2 separate regions of the Homo sapiens genome follow, and region 1 is linked to region 2. A link is an interaction called in ENCODE POLR2A ChIA-PET data of the cell type or tissue named here. Cell type or tissue: OCI-LY7. All regions are shown on one strand. Each heading gives the region's core, and the rest is flanking DNA. Links, peaks and the distances in the headings are about the cores only.

What was found. ChIA-PET counts read pairs that join two places held together with the same protein. Peaks named below come from ENCODE experiments on the same cell type or tissue, not always from the same donor. Only the 100,000 strongest peaks of a DNase experiment are listed, where the experiment ranks them.
Region 1: POLR2A ChIA-PET joins it to region 2 with 5 read pairs; 3 of 35 experiments call an interaction of 5 or more read pairs at or near these places.

What each region holds. Positions count from the first base shown.
Region 1 is chr9:105,030,269-105,035,653 of GRCh38, forward strand. No RefSeq gene overlaps it. Among named protein-coding and RNA genes, the nearest start is that of CT70, 41 kb to the left of the region's middle. In OCI-LY7, for the core only: no CTCF peak of the experiment used is centred there; no DNase peak of the experiment used is centred there.
Region 2 is chr9:104,918,682-104,924,066 of GRCh38, forward strand. The region is part of intron 1 of ABCA1 (ATP binding cassette subfamily A member 1); the gene reads right to left. It overlaps LOC124902239 (a long non-coding RNA gene), which reads left to right. Exons shown (of 3, transcript XR_007061706.1): 1 at 1-56; 2 at 1,105-1,155; 3 at 3,431-3,861. Among named protein-coding and RNA genes, the nearest start is that of ABCA1, 6.8 kb to the right of the region's middle. RefSeq lists a silencer at 5,347-5,385. In OCI-LY7, for the core only: no CTCF peak of the experiment used is centred there; DNase peaks (open chromatin) are centred at 2,840 and 3,530; H3K4me3 peaks cover 4,484 bases; H3K27ac peaks cover 5,000 bases.

The DNA.
Region 1 (5,385 bases), core at 279-5,278, 110 kb after region 2:
GAGGGAAAATTTTGTTTGAGAATCATTTAAGAGACACACAAAATGAGAACATAAAAGATTTGTATGTGAGTGCATCACCGTTGCCTGTTTGCTGCTTTTGCTAAACTGAGCTGCTAATATTTAGAGCCATGTCTTAATCATCCTTGTCTCTCCTGTTACGGCACATTTTCTAGCAGTGATATTAATACATAGTAATGCTAAGTAAATGTTTACTGAATGAATGGTGCAGAATGAAGGGTGGGAATTGTTGAGGATGGCAGTAGACTTTTTTAGCTTGGATACTTGGATGATTGATTGGACTGAGAGTGAAACATGTAAGGACGATAACTTTGGGGTGGAGGGAAAGGACTTGCATATGGGTTGGGACATGTTGACTTTTTTTTTTTGAGACTGAGTCTTGCTGTATCACCCAGGCTGGAGTGCAATGGCGTGATCTTGGCTCACTGCAACCTCCACCTCCTAGGTTCAAGCGATTCTCATGCCTCGGCCTCCCAACTAGCTAGGATTACAGGTGCCCGCCACCTGCATTTTTTATTTTTAATAGAGATGGGGTTTCACCATGTTGGCTAGGCTGGTCTCGAACTCTTAACCTCAAATGATCTGCCTGCCTCAGCCTCCCAAAGTGCTGGGATTACAGGTGTGAGCCATCACGCCCAGCTGGATATGTTGAATTTGAGGTACCAGTGGTACAACCCAGTAGCGGTTGATATCCAGGGCCGGAGCTCTAGAGAAAATGATGGGCTAGAAAAATAGGTTTGGGAATGGTAGAAGAGGGAAATGCTCAGTGAAATGGGGCAGAGAAATCAGGTCTTCCATGCATAGATAGAAATTTGAGCCTCTCTTCATAGATGTTCCAAGCCCTCCTCTTTTTTTAATGCTTACTTGTGCTATTCCCTCTCCCCTCATCTGAGTACCAGCTTAACTCTTCTTGGAGGCCAGCAGACTCCAATTCCCCATGTGAATCTCAGAGCAAGCACCCAATTGATTCTACAAAGCCTCTATAACTTCCTCTTCTGGCTCATGATCCAGTCATTATTAAGTCTAGATACTATGGAAGACTTACATCCATCCCTTTCACCATTCCTGTTCATTCTTTTTTTTTTTGAGATGGAGTCTCGCTCTGTCACCCAGGCTGGAGTACAGTCTTGGCTCACTGCAACCTCTGCCTCCCAAGTTTAAGTGATTCTCCTGCCCCAGCCTCCTGAGTAGCTGGGACTACAGACCTGCACTACCACACCTGGCTAACTTTTTTGTTTTTGTTTGTTTTTTGTTTTTGAGATGGAGTCTCACTATATCACCCAGGCTGGAGTGCAGTGGCACGATCTCGGCTCACTGCAACCTCCACCTCCCAGGTTCAAGCAATTCTCCTGCCTCAGCCTCCTGAGTAGCTGGGACTACAGGCACACACCACCACGCCCAGCTAATTTTTGTGTTTTTAGTAGAGACAGGGTTTCACGATGTTGGCCAGGATGGTCTTGATCTCCTGACTTCGTGATCTGCCCACCTCGGCCTCCCAACGTGCTGGGATTATGGGCATCAGCCACCACGCCTGGCCATTTTTTTGTATTTTTTAGTAGAGATGGGGGTTTCACCATGTTGGTCAGGCTTGTCTTGAACTCCTAACCTCAAATGATCTTCCTGCCTCGGCCTCCCAAAGTGCTAGGATTACAGTCATGAGCCACCGCACCTGGTCTCCTGTTCGTTCTTAACACTCCCACAGTTTTCCAACTGATTAAGGATCTCACAAGAAATGATATAAGAAAGAGAAATGGCCGGGCTTGGTGGCTTAAGCCACTGTGAGTGTTGGGAGGCTGAAGCGGTCAGATCACATGAGACCAGGAGTTCAAGATTAGCCTGGCCAACACGCTGAAACCCTGTCTCTACTAAAAATACAAAAATTAGCCCACCGTGGTGATGCATGTCTGTAATCCCAGCTACTCAGGAGGCTGAGGCACAAGAATCACTTGAACCCAGGAGGCGGAGGTTGCTGTGAGCTGAGATCATGCCACTGCACTCCAGCCTGGGCCACAGGGCTAGACTCTGTCTGAAAAAAAAAGCAAAAAAAAAAAAAAAAAAAACAACAAAACAGAAAGAGAACTGGAAAGTTCTGTTTTGCAACAGTAAAAATTATAACCAGTCCAGAAACACAAAATATATGTTCTAAATTTCTTATACAGAGGTAGGGAAACTGATGTTTAATCACAACATTAGATCAATGATGACCTACTACTTTGCTCTTCCAGATAAATTTAAAAAATTAGCCTCTAACTTCAAGTATTCTCAGAGATCAAAACTTTGATATAAAAAGATGATTTAACCTTGTCAATTATAGGTTACCATGTGAATCTCTAGCTTGTAAAAACAGCAGGACCTTACATTTATCAGAGGCCATTTTATTTCAGCAAAAATCAAATTGCTTTAATGAATTTATTTCACTGCACCCCAAACCATTTCTTGATGGCAAAAATAAGGCTTAGGTAGTAATCTTTAATTTTGTTGAGCCAACCTAGACACAGTTGTCAAAGAGTGGTCTAAGGCTGCATAAGACAGCACAGAATTAATATCTCAAAACTTAAATCAGAAGTTGAACATGTGCTTCAGTCCTTTGCCTCTTAGACCAGGCTGCCTTTCAGTTTTCCAGTGTTTCCTAAGCTCTAACAAGAGTTTTTTAACTAGGAGAAGGAAAAAAGACGTTTTAAGAATCTTAAGGAAATATATGGCATCTAAACCATCTATGATGAGGAAACGAAGGCCTCTCTAGGCCTTGCCCAATGTCATAGATATTGAGAAACAGAGCTAGGTATTATAAGTCCAGAACTTTTCATTCATTTTTCAAAATTTGTGGCTCTTACTATTTTTATAAAAAATAATGCTTAACAGTTATTGAGTATGTATTAAACTGCCACTGTTATAAGCATTTATTTGCATTAATTTATTTAATCCTATGATTATGTTCATTTTACTGACAAAAATACTGAGTATTAGAGAGAGTACATTTGCTTAAAGCTATGTAGAAAGTTAAGCAAAGGAGCCAAATTTTGAATCCATGTCTGCATGATTAAATCTAAATTCTTTGCAACTATGCAATGCTGCCACAATGCCACAGAATTTAAGAATTTTAATGAATTTCATTGATCATTCTTCTCAGGCTCCTCCACACCTCTGATACATAATGATCTACCTTTTGTTTGAATACCTAGTGATAAAAAGTTTACTATCTAAGAAGGCAGCTCTTTAATTTCAGGGCAGCCAAAACTTGCTTCCCTGAGCCTTCTACCCAATGGAGCAAGTTCTGGATAATAATGGAGCAGTGTCCCCAAAGGACTTCAGGAAAAACAGGAAAAAAAGAAATGGCAACTCCAAGTAAAGCCAGTTCAATTTATGTGGTCAATAGGCAAATTAGAAAGATACAACCTTTCTAGTTTTATATCTCTCTGATCTCATAGAGATATTAATCTAGCAACAATTCAAAGAAGATACTCCCATGTGTAAGGATAACTCTGAAGTCCTCAGGACCAGGAAGTAAATAGATGGCTCCCGTGCCATGAACAATTTGTAAACCCTGAATGAATACCTGTGGACATGTGGAAACTTTCTCAGTTGCAAGTCTCTGTAACAGCTTTAAGGCCACTTCCTGAGAAGAATCTGTCACTAAGTCTTCAAAAGCTCCAAAATTCACCAATTGGGAGTGGGTATTTTTTGAAAGACATTTGGCTTATATTTAAAAATTAACTGAAACCTGCTGATGGGAGTAGGAAGACTCTGAAGGCTCATAATTACGAGATCCAAACTAAAAAAAAAAAATCTACATTTTATCCTCCTCTTTTGTCTGGGGCTTCCTTTAGAGCCATTAATATGCCCATGATGGGGCTTAGAACAATGCTCAGATTGTGTGTAAATGTGTAATAGCACACAACAGACCTGATAACACTGGAATTGGGAATTAATTTTACTCTTTTTCCAGTTGGGTTTTGAGGACCTTTGAAGGGTTTTGTCGATAACAGAATAATTCCCAGTATGTAAAAGCTAAGTGGGTTGCTTAATAGTTACACAGTTTCTTTTGGGGAATAATGGGAAAGTTTTGGAAATACTGGCGATGGTTGCACAACATCGTGAAGTAATTAATGCCACAAAATTATACACTGAAAAATAGTTAAAATGATAAATTGTATATTATATATATCATTATATATATATATAGCCACAGCTAAAAAAGTAATGTATCAAAAACTATTGAACTGTACACCATAAATGGGTAAATTAAATGGTATATGAATTATATAGCTCAATAAAGCTGCTTAAAAAAAAAACCCTAAATGAAACCTTAGAAATTATTCAGTCATTAAACTTCATGTTATAGTTGAGGAAATAGAGGCCCAGAGTAGGGAAGGAACTCCATGGAGGCTGCAGATATTTTTCATGTTAAAAAATACTTCATTTTGGGCCAGGCGCGGTGGCTCCTGCCTGTAATCCCAGGACTTTGGGAGGCTGAGGAGGGCAGATCACCTGAAGTCGGGAGTTCGAGACCAGCCTGATCAACATGGAGAAACCCTGTTTCTACTAAAAATACAAAATTAGCCAGGTGTGGTGGCACATGCCTGTAATCCCAGCTACTCAGGAGGCTGAGGCAGGAGAATCGCTTGAACCCAGGAGGCCAAGGTTGAGGTGAGCCGAGATCATGCCATTGTACTCCAGCCTGGGCAACAAGAGTGAAACTCTGTCTCAAAACAAATGAACAAACAAAAAACAAAAAAGAAAACACTTAATTTTAATATTATGTATATATACTTTGCCACAATAAGGAAAAGTATTTTATTTATATTTTGCCATACTTATATGCATCTTAATAAATCTTTTTTTTTTTTTTTTTTTTTTTTGAGACAGAGTCTTGCTTTGTCACCCTGGCTGGAGTGCAATGCCATGATCTTGGCTCACTGCAACCTCTGCCTCCCAGGTTTAAATGATTCTTGTGCCTCAGCCTCTCAAGTAGCTGGGATTACAGGCATGTGCCACCACATCCAGCTAACTTTTGTATTTAGTAGAGATGTGGTTTTGCCATGTTAGTTGGGCTGGTCTCAAACCCCTGGCCCCAAACAATCAACCCACCTCGGCCTCCCAAGATACTGGGATTATAGGCGTGAGCCACTGCTCCCAGCCTTAATAAATCTTAATAAATAAAATTGTAAAATATGATTAACTTATTAAGATTTTCTTGATGTGCAGAAAGATATCTTAAATAAAACATAGCTGACTAGCTTCTCTTTAATAATGTGCTGTGAGACAATTTGAACTCCAAGACCAAGAAGAGAAATCACAGTTCCCTAGGAAGAGAGGAAAACATGCTGACTTACACTCTCTTTTTGGGGCCTTCACAAAAGAACTCTT
Region 2 (5,385 bases), core at 294-5,293:
CCAACTAAGGTAAACTCTGCCACCAAACATGCCTGGGAATGGAGAAGGGTCTGCAGGTCAGTGTAAGCTCATCAGTCTGGGCCTTCACTTTCTCCCTGCCTTTCCAAGGAAAGCTGCTGCTTGCATCAGTGTTGCCTTTATGTCAAAGTGTATCACCTAAATACCAGATCCAACAGATTTCAAGCCACCACCCTCCAAAGACTTGCTTCTTCAAGAAAACAAGCGTGGTTTGACTCTTGTGAAAAACAATTACTCCCAACCTGGCATCCTACAAGAATTTTGCAAAGCAAGGGTGAACAGGGATATGACAACCAAACATCTTCCTAGCAGCTCCTTCCCCCTCCCTGCTCCTGGCCAGAAACCTCTTCTTCCTTTTACTCCTTCTTCTTTCCACTTCTAATTTGTTATGATCTCTCAAACAACAAATTTGGTACAGTGCTTTAGAAAGCTTTGTGTCTTACCGACCTACCCCCAGTGAGGGTCTTCTGAGATACTTCAAACTATCCTCATGAGGTATAGTCCAATTCTCCTCCTAGGATGGGTACTAGCATGCTATTCTTGAAGGATGAATGAGCCTGAAGAGTTGGTTATGGTTTCCTTTCATCACCTATTGGCTTAACAGGAGTCCATTATAAGAAGTAAAACTTAGGCCGGGCACTGTGGCTCACATCTGTAATCCCAGCACTCTGGGAAGCCAAGGTGGGCAGATCACAAGGTCAGGAGTTAAAGACCAGCCTAGCCACCATAGTAAAACCCCGTCTCTATTAAAAAAATACAAAAATTAGCCGGACATGGTGGCATACGCCTGTAGTCCCAGCTACTCAGGAGGTTGAGGCAGGAGAACTGCTTGAATCTGGGAGGCGGAAGTTGCAGTGAGCCGAGATTGCGCCACTGCACTCCAGCCTGGGCAACATAACGAGACTCCATCTCAAAAAAAAAAGCAAAACCTACACCCAAAATGATGTCCGAGATGGAGAGTCCAATTTTATTTTAGAGAGATTTTCCAAATGGTGAGTCAGAAGCAAGAACAGTATCTCACTAAATCATGTTTACTCAACTGAAACTTATTGAATTAAACCAACTCCTCCTTCCTTTGCATTTCAGATGAGAACCCCTTCTGGTTCTATGATTCAAATCTTCATTCACTCAAAGCAGGTAAATAGGAAATTTCAACAGCTTCCTCTCCTCCCTCTCATTCCTTTCTTCTGTCATCGATCTGATCAGGAATGCTCTGAGGCATTCCCTGGTTATTTTTTCTTTACCTCTCAAAATCCACATGGTATGTTACACTAATGCCCAGCATGTTCCTCAGATCTCTAGATGGCTCTAATTAAAGGACCACCCCTTCTTCTGAATACAGACCTGGGGTTAGAGGACATAAGAGCTTGAAGGGCTCTTTAAAAGTCAAGTAGTATCATTTTACAGACCAACAACCTAAAAAACAGAAAAGTAAAATGACTTGTCCAAGGTCACATGGCTTAATGGATTTGTGGGCATTCATGAACACCCTGTAATTACACATAAAATTTGGATTATATGAGCCCATGTGTATTTTTTCTGAAGAGAAAATCCGTATCTTTCTTCAAAGAAGTCAACAATCTCTTCCCCAAAATATAGTAACCACTGACAATTATATGCATATTTGAAAAAAAGTTTAACTAAAATTTAATGTTCCAAGTCTGAATAGTAATATGAATTGGTGATCTAGAATAAGAGTGGAACCTAATTTAATAACTGTCATTGTTATCATCTTTTTTTCTTTTCATGTCTGGGATATCAATGCAAGTAACATGGGATAAAGACAATTTGATGTGGAAGTAAACTATAAAGCAAGATTTTTGTTTTGTTTTGTTTTGTTTTTTTGAGATGGAGTCTCGCTCTGTGCAGTGGCACCATCTCGGCTCACTGCAATCTCTGCCTCCTGGGTTCAAGCGATTCTTCTGCCTAAGCCTCCTGAGTAGCTGGGATTACAGGCTTGCACCACCACGCCCAGCTAATTTTTGTATTTTTAGTAGAGACGGGGTTTCACCATGCTGGTCAGGCTGGTCTCGAACTCCTGACCTCATGATCCGCCCACCTTGGCCTCCCAAAGTGCTGGAATTATAGGCAGAAGCCATCGCGCCCGGCCTAAAGCAAGCTTTTAAAATCACTGAAAACACTCGTATGAATAAATTTCACTATAGGCCAAGCATTATATTATACGGTTCACATTATACACAAACACAAATACCTATTTTACAGATGATGAAACTGAGGCAAAGAGTGATCAGCAACTTGCCTAATGTCAGATATCCATTAGTAATAACCAGAATTCCAATCTACATTAATTTGACTCTGATATCCATGTTCTTTTTCACCAATATTTGCATCTATACTCCAAGATGTCCTAATACTAATATTCTATTTACTTATTTAGAAGAACTAAATCAACTCTCTAAGGTAGCTTCAAGGAAGTCTTTCATAAATGGTTCAACTACTAAAAAGTTCTTCCTGGGAAATATCATAAACTAAATACCAGCTATCACAAAATATCTGGACTTTAAGACTAACCAGATAAAATGTTTTGACTTCCAAATGCTTCTTGGAAGTTGGATTTGGCAGAGAAAACACCGGGGAATTTTAAACAAACACCCCCCAAGAAAAGACTTTATAGAAGAATAGATCCAATGCATATGAAGTTACTGTTTTTTAAAAAAGTGTTTAAATCTCTAAATTACTTAGTGAGTCATGTCACTCTTATTAACAAAAATAAATTAATATACAACTCAAAGTACTTGAATATGGAATGCCACAGACTAGAGCATTTTCTTAAATCACAGCTGCCTCAGAAACGGAAATGAAACTGAGCGAAACTGAAATGTTTGTTCTACAAAAAGTAACCTGGCCTAAATAACTTAAGTATGCACTAAAATTTCTCAGTCTAACATAAACCTAGCCTTAACTACAGTTGTTTCTCATATAACTCTATTTCTAATGCTTTTCTGTGATTACCCTGTTATCTTAAGTAGTCTTTTAGAAGACAGGAAGCAAACATGAGCTTCCCATTCTCCTTGTTGGACTTATTCAAGTCAGCATTTATTAAATTTTTTCCATATTAAGTGGGATGAATTAAGGCCAGGGGAGAATGAATCAAAGACCTTCCTCTAGAGAAGCATACACTCAAGAGGAAGACAAATAAATGTTAACTGTAATTAAAAAACAGAATTAAATACATGATACAAAGAGTGCTGTAATCCAAGTCTAATGGAAGTAAAGAGAAGGGGATCTTACTTTCAACTTAGTGATGGGAAGGAGTGGATCCAGAAGAGCTTCATGAGGAGGGAAGCATTTAAATCGGGTCTTAAAGGAGGTTTGCAAAAGCTAAAGGGTTTTGTACCAACTTTGTTTTCAACATGGGAAAGACAGGATTTCAAACTTTATTTTGTTTTAGGAACCAAATCCAGTGCTCCTCCATTGTTGGAATAAATGCTCTTTGCCTGAATGCTATTTGTGGTCTTCGTAGAATGGAGAGTAACTGAAGGCCCCACCGGAAATCAATTTTATGTAAGCTTTTCATTCTCTGGCCTCAAGTATTTCTAAAATGTACCTTTCTATGCAGGCTACTTATTCAGGCAACTATTTTCAGGTGAAGATACTCAAATGAAAATAGAGAATCCCTTTTGGCCTTTTGCTAATATTTCATTTGTCAAAACTTTGATAGTCTGACAAAGTCTTTACCATGAGATTGGTAAACTCACGGAAGCCAAACTGTCTGGGATGCGACTTCAGCTCCACTACTTACGAACTCCATAATAATGTACCTAGCCTGCCTATACCTCAGTTTCCCATCTATAAAGACAATAAAAGCACCTATTTCACTCATGAGAATGAACTGAGTTATTACACGGAAAACTTAAAAACATATCCAACATACCATAAATCAACAGTAAATGTAACTATTTTTACCAAGAGGTGTCTTCAAAGAGTTTATTTCTAATTCATTACACCAATTAATAAGAAAGGCACTTTCTCATCCTATTTCACTTTTACAAGGCAGACATTTTTTTTCAAGACGGAGTCTCACTCTGTCGCCCAGGTTGGAGTAAAGTGGCACGATCTCGACTCAGTGCAACCTCCGCCTCCCAGGTTCAAGCAATTCTTCTACTTCAGCCTCCCAATCCCAGTAGCTGGGATTACAAGCACCCACCACCACGCCCAGCTAATTTTTGTATTGTTAGTAGAGACGGGGTTTCACCATATTTGCCAGGCTGGTCTTGAACTCCTGACCTCAAGTGATCCTCCTGCTTTGGCCTCCCAAAGTGCTGGGAATACAACAATGAGCCAGTGCACCCAGCCAACAAGGCAGACTTTGAAACTGTGTTTATCTTCCAAAAATACGTATATCTTAAGAAAAAACTAAATTTGATTTCTAAACAGTAACAGCAGTAACAGAGAAATAGCTTATTTCAAAAGGTCCACAACTTCATCAAGGACAGGACAAGCAAGAATCATATTGTATTATAACAAATTTTTACAATTCACCAAAGTTAGGTTTTACAACTAAACTAACAGTTCACTTCTCTTTTTCCTTTGTTTCTTAGGCCCTTACAGCCTAATACTCTATCATTCCATTTTCTATAGATCACATAGGAAAACATTTTGAGATCACACAGCTATTCGCAAACATCTGACTGAAGCAATAGTATAGTTTTCATTATGAACCAAGTAAAAAATTGAGTTGAGTAAATTTTATTCTATTCTTTCCAGGATGTTGCAATCCCTACGCAACCAAGGTTTCAAGTTAAAGAGAATTTGGCTGACCCACTCACAGCAACAAGGAAAATATGATACAGGCTGTAGATTCTGATAAGGATTATAGCAGATGAATGTAGAGAATGTGGTGATCATCCTTGAAAAGCTCCCTGGTTGCAGCAGCTGAAATGTTAGTGCTGGAGTTAAAGAACTCTGGCTGGGTTCAAGTCTTAGCTCTGCCTCTTGCAAGGTATATAGCCAGAGAAAAATTAGCTTCTCATTTACTTAATCTTGTAAACTAGGGACAATAAATGGTTTTGTTGTGAAAATTCAATTAGCATTTGATGACCTGCACAGTGGCTTATGCCTGTAATCCCAGCACTTTGGGAGGCTGATGTGGGAGGATCACTTGAGCCCAGGAGTTCAAGACCAGTCTGAGCAAGATAGTGAGACCTTGTCTTTACAAAAAATTGTAAAAATTTAGCCAGGAGCAGTGGTGCGTGCCTGTGGCCCCAGCTCCTTAAGAGGCTGATGTATGAGGATCACGTGAGCGCAGGAGGCTGAGGTTGCAGTGAGCCTTGTCTGTGCAGCTGCACTCCACCCTGTGCAACAGAGCAAGACCCTATCTCAAAATAAATACAATGAATAAACACG